2 separate regions of the Homo sapiens genome follow, and region 2 is linked to region 1. A link is a contact called in ENCODE Hi-C or POLR2A ChIA-PET data. All regions are on one chromosome and are shown on one strand. The core of a region is the stretch at or near the end of the contact, and the rest is flanking DNA. Distances in the headings are between cores, read along the strand shown. Region 1 overlaps LOC124902934 (a long non-coding RNA gene). Region 2 has its middle 16 kb from the start of KRT85.

Region 1 (2,775 bases), core at 249-2,748:
CGTGAGCCACTGTGCCTGGCGGGAAGTAGCTTTTAAACTGAGGGAAGGCTGGGCACCACTGGAGGCTCATGCCTGTAATCTCAGCACTTTGGGAGGCCGAGATGGGAGGATCATTTGAGCTCAGGAGTTTGAGACCAGCCTGGGCAACGTAAGGGAGACTTTGTTTCTACTAAAAGTAATAATAATAATTAAAAAATAGCCTGCTTGGTGTTACGGGACTATGGTCCCAGCTACTTCAGGGCGGAGGTGAGAGAATCACTTGAGCCCAGGAGTCTGAGGCTGTAGCGAGCTGTGACAGCACCACTGCACTCCAGCCTGGGCGACAGAGTGAGACCCTATCTCAAAATAAATAAACTGAGGGGAGTTTGTCGGTGGAGAGTTAGGGGAAAGGGATAAGTTGCAGGGAGAGGAAACAGTAATGAAAGAGTGCCAGCTTGTTAGAGCAGCAGAGTAAGGCAAGTGGCTGGAGGCCAGTGACTAAGGGGGACAGAGCTGGGGATGCGCGAGAGGAGCACTCAGCCCAATCCACAGGCCCTTGTGCCAGACTCTGTGCCGATGACTTTTTTCCTTTGTCTCTTCTTTCAGCAGCCATCTAAGGTGGGCACTATTTTAGTATTGAGGAAACTGAGGCTCTAAAAGGTTAAGTAGGCCAGGTGTGGTGGCTCGCGCCTGTAATCCCAGCACTTTGGGAGGCCAAGGCAGGCGGATCACATGAGGTCAGGAGTTCGAGACCAGACTGGCCAACATAATGAAACCCCGTCTCTACTAAAAATACAAAAATTAGCCCAGCATGGTGGCCTATGCCTGTAATCCCAGCTACTCAGGAGGCTGAGGCAGGAGAACCACTTGAACCTGAGAGGTGGAGGTTGCAGTTAGCGAAGATTGCACCACTACACTCCAACCTGGGCAGCAGAGCAAGACTCCGTCTCAAAAAATAATACAAAATAAAAAATAAATAAAAGGTTAAGTAAACATGTCCAGTGTCACACAGCTGAGAAGTAGCAGAGCATGGATTTGCATCCAGACCAGTGTGGCCTCAAAGTCCTTACACTGAGCTGCTATGTTATTGCTTCCCAGAGAAGTTGAGCTACCCAGAGGTGAAGGGATTTGCCCTTCATTTCATGGCTTGCTGCAGAGCTGGGACCCCCGCCTCAGAGAGTTCTGTAGATACTGTGAAGGGAGACAGGGCCTAAGGAAGGGGAGAGGGACAGGGAGGGCGGAGAAAATGCCCCTGCAGCAGCATTCCCTGAAGACCTTGCCTGTGCCCACACCCTGCCCATGTCTTTGTGCCTTTGTGTGCAAGAGTCCTTCTTGCCCAAGCTGGAACTTAGGGTTTGCTGGGGTAGAAAGATGCAGAAGTTTATAAGTGTCCACTTCTAGGGGTGTGCTGCTGGCCAGCAGCCACCGCCCTGAGGGCTGTAGGAGGGCTGGCCACTGGGGCAGCCCAGATTAGCTGGATTTTGTGTGCTGTGCCTGTTGCTAAGTAACGCTGCTCCTGCTCTCACCAGGGGAGCCAGCTCTGGTTACCGGTGACAACCCTCAAGGGAGAGTGCCTGGAGAGACATGAGGCAGGCGGGAGGGAACTGAAGGAAGCCAAGCCCTTCCCCACACAGGTTTATATGGCAGAGGGGTAGGTATTCCTTAGCTCTCTGGTGTTCTGTCTTGTGTGTGTGTGGTTTTTGTTTTTTGAGACAGGGTCTCATTCTGTTGCCCAGGCTTGAATGCAGTGATGCAACCATAGCTCATTGCAGCCTCAGCCTCCCTGGCTCAAGTGATCCTCCCACTTTTGCCTCCCAAGTAGCTGGGACTACAGGTGTATGCCACCATGCCTGGCTAATTTTTGTATGTTTTGTAGAGACGGGGTTTCACTCTGTTGCCCAGGCTGGTCTCAAACTCCTGAGCTCAAGCAATCCACCCACCTCAGCCTCCCAAAATGTTGGATTACAGGTGTGGGCCACCACACCGGCCGTCTCTGGAGTACATTAGGGGCCTGTTTCCCCTGTGCCTTGGCCATGGGCTCAGAACTGCAGGACCCACAGGCACACAAGGAGGGTGCAAAGTCATGGGCAGGGTCTGGGCACAGGCAGGGTCTTCAGGGAATGCTGCTGCAGGCGTTTGGAGGGGAATTCTGCCCCCACATCTGAGCACCAAGGAGAGAGGTGGAGTGTGTGTGCATGTATGCGTCCCTCCTGTCATTGGACAGGCAATCTGTGGTCAGGCAGATGGGGCAACTCACTCACTTTCCACTGCTCTTTTAGAAAATGTCCCACACTTCTCCAGCTGGGGGCTTCCCACCTGTCAGAAGGTCCTGGAATCAGAGTAAACAGGTCCTAGCTCCCTGGGAGTGCCTATTATGCCTATTCCACTAAAGGATTTGGGGAATACTAGAGAGATAATTTCACTTAAAGCATTAATATTTTTAGGGAGAAGTTGAATTTTGGTCTTTTTGTTTTTGTTTTTGTTTTTGTTTTTTAAAATGGAGTCTCGCTTTGTCACCCAGGCTGGAGTGCAGTGGCACCATCTTGGCTCACTGCAACCTCCGCTTCCCGGGTTCAAGTAATTCTCTGCTTCAGCCTCCCAAGTAGCTGGGATTACAAGCGCCCACCACCACGCCCAGCTAATTTTTGTATTTTTAGTAGAGACGGGGTTTCACCATCTTGGCCAGGCTGGTCTTGAACTCCTGACCTCGTAATCCACCCACCTCGGCCTCCCAAAGTGCTGGGATTACAGGCATGAGCTACCGCGCCTGGCCTGGTCTTTTTGTCTTTTAAGCAG
Region 2 (2,718 bases), core at 38-2,537, 320 kb before region 1:
AAGAGTATGGTGTGGTTAAGAGCCTGGACTCTCAAGCCAGGCTGCCTGGACTTAAATCTGGCTGTGCGGCTTACTAGCTGGGTGATCTTGGGCAGGTCGCTTAACCTTTCTGTGCCTCAATTTCTCCAGCATAAAATGGGGGTGATAATACCTGCCTGAAAGGATTATTGTAAAGTTCGATTGAGTTCTACATGGAAAGTGCCTAAAATGGAGACTGGCACATAGTAAGGAAATCCAATATGTTTGCTACCAACATTATAAACAATTCATTTTTGTAATCCCAGCACCTTGGGAGACTGAGGGAGGTGGATCACTTGAGCCTAGGAATTCGAGACTAGGCTGGCCAACGTGGCGAAACCCTTTTTATACTAAAAATACAAAAATTAGCCAGGCATGGTGGCAGGCACTTGTAGTCCCAGCTACTTGGGAGGCTGAGGCAGGAGAATCACTCGAATCCGGGAAGAGGAGTTTGCAATGAGCCAAGATTGCACCACTGCACTCCAGCCTGGGCAACAGAGTGAGACTCTGTCTCAAAAAATATGTGGATATTATTTATGATGAGACATATATACCACTACAGTGGGCTTTTTATAAACACTCCCTCCTCCCTCACACCTCTCTGCACTTTCTGTTCTGTCTCCCCTTTTGTAGCTTCCCACTTCAAACCTTTTTCCCCAGGAAAGCTCTACCCTGCCTCATTCTGCCCAGCTCAAAACACTTCTTCACTCATCTTTTGAGTGAGGATGTACACATCTGGCTCGGTTTCCTGCCACTCAGTCTGGCATTGCCACAGCCTTACGACTGTGCCCTTTCAAGGAACCCACAGTGCCCGTGGTGGTGCCTGTCAAACCACAATGCTGGCGACAGCTATCTCTGAGTTGAGTGGCTCTGAATGCTTTTGTTTTCTTATTTTCTGTATTGGCAGCAGCGAGCATTACTTATGTAATTAAATTAAATATTTTAAATGCCAAGAGGAGGCAGTCTCTTAAAAGGTCAATGGCCACAGTACACATAGCACAATATGCTAAATTGACTTTAAAATCACATGGATAGGGGATGTGTACTAATAATTCTGATTGAGTTATTAATCCATTAATTATTAGTATCATAATGAAAATCAGTGCAAGTGCCAGCTGCTCACTGAATGCTAGTGAGTGGGTTGGGGGCTTAAGTATCCGAATGCAGACAGAACTCCAGTGGCTTCACCCAAAGCCCCAAGGAAGCTGGCAGAAAAGTGTGTGTGCTTGAGCCAAGCATGGAGCAAGTCCAGCAGCGTGGCCGGGCTGCCATCAGTGACGCTTCATGGAAGGTTTCCAAAGCCAACCAGGCCTTTGAGTTCCCTCTTCATGGGGGCAGCCCAGCCTGGCCATCATCTCATGACAATCACCTCCTCCTACTGGGGCTTACTATGTTCCATTAAAACTCACTTAATCCTGCAACAGCCTTACAAGGTGGATTTTGTGATTATCTCTGTTTTACAGCTGAAGATGCTGAGGTACAAAGAGGTCACATGCTAATAAGTGGCAGAGCTGGGATTTGAACCCAGAGTGGGCTCATGGCCTGTGCTCTTCACCTGTATACTCTACTACCCAGTCTAGCCTCCCCGCCCTGAAGGGACCCAGCTAGAAACTCTAACGATGTGGCCGTCCCAAGTCCAGAGGACCATGCAACCATCCCAGGTGTAAATACGCATCACTCTGCCCCACACTGGCTTCACCTGCCCTCAATTCTTGGCTCAAATTGTCAGCATAGCTTCTCCTCAGCTGTTGAGAAGGCAGCCTCCTTCTGTGACAGCTTCCCTGGGCCACTAACCCCAGGCTCTGGAGGACTGATGTATGTCTGTCTTGTCTTCCTTTGCAAGGACAGAACTTGTGCCGCTCATTTCTATTCCCTGGTCCTGAACACCAGGCTATCTAGGTTGATAGGATTCTTTGCACATCCCAAATCAAATGGCCTTTAACTAATTTTCTGAATGATTCCAGCTTTAAGAACCCACTGAAGCTGATTGCAGAAACATCCTTTCAGTCAAGAGGGTAAAGTAGTGGCCTTGGAATGAGATCCAGATTCCAGCCTGAGGGGCCGTGCAGGAGGGAGAAGAGCATTGGTGGCCAGCCCAGAGACTGGTACATTTTAGGTGAGCCATTAACTGGCTGTGCTCTTGGGCAAGCCCCTTCCCCTCTCTGATGTCAGTTTCCCTATCTGCAAAATGGGGACATGGTTGGAGTCCATGATTTCTAGAGTCTTTCCCAGTTTGAACATTCTCTGCCTGGAATATTTCAGTCCAGCTCTGAGTAGGAACCTGAAGGGACCCTGGAGCCCCTGTCCTCACCGGATCTCCTCACCCTCCAGCAGTTTGCGATAAGTGGCGATCTCCACGTCCAAGCCCAGCTTGGAGTTCATCACCTCCTGGTACTGCTTGAGCATGCAGGCCATGTCCTGCTTGGCCTTCTGCAGGGCGTCCTCCAGCTCAGCCAGCTTGCAGTGGGCATTGCTGAGGGCTGCCTCACCCTGCTGCTCAGACTGGGCCACCGCAGCCTCCAGCTTGCAGCGCTGTGGGGATGGACAGAAGGGAAGGAGTTTAAAAAGGGTGCAGGTTGTGGGGACTCTGGTGGGTCTCCAGTGGCCTTGGTCATCCTATTTTATCTCCATTCAAAACGGTTAATTTTTAAACTTAATACTATTTAAAAGAAATACATATAAATGGAAAATTAACTAGGC

Evidence for each region. A loop is a pair of places that touch in the nucleus more often than their neighbours do. ChIA-PET counts read pairs that join two places held with the same protein, here RNA polymerase II (POLR2A). Pooled maps may share reads with other maps.
Region 2: a loop to region 1 is called in a map with no recorded cell type, with 2.3 times the contacts of the local background. The contact joins two enhancer-like sites. A Hi-C loop is called at or near these places in 1 of 37 single-sample maps with no recorded cell type and 3 of 50 pooled maps. POLR2A ChIA-PET finds 5 or more read pairs at or near these places in 1 of 52 experiments (activated B cell).

What each region holds. Positions count from the first base shown.
Region 1 is chr12:52,028,601-52,031,375 of GRCh38, reverse strand. The region is part of intron 1 of LOC124902934 (a long non-coding RNA gene); the gene reads right to left. It also overlaps a transcript of NR4A1 not described here. Among named protein-coding and RNA genes, the nearest start is that of NR4A1, 21 kb to the left of the region's middle. Within about 2 kb of position 1,498, at least 7 of the 41 ENCODE cell types and tissues checked have a DNase peak (open chromatin) inside an H3K27ac peak, as active enhancers do.
Region 2 is chr12:52,349,945-52,352,662 of GRCh38, reverse strand. It overlaps the pseudogene KRT89P. Among named protein-coding and RNA genes, the nearest start is that of KRT85, 16 kb to the left of the region's middle. Within about 2 kb of position 1,287, at least 2 of the 41 ENCODE cell types and tissues checked have a DNase peak (open chromatin) inside an H3K27ac peak, as active enhancers do.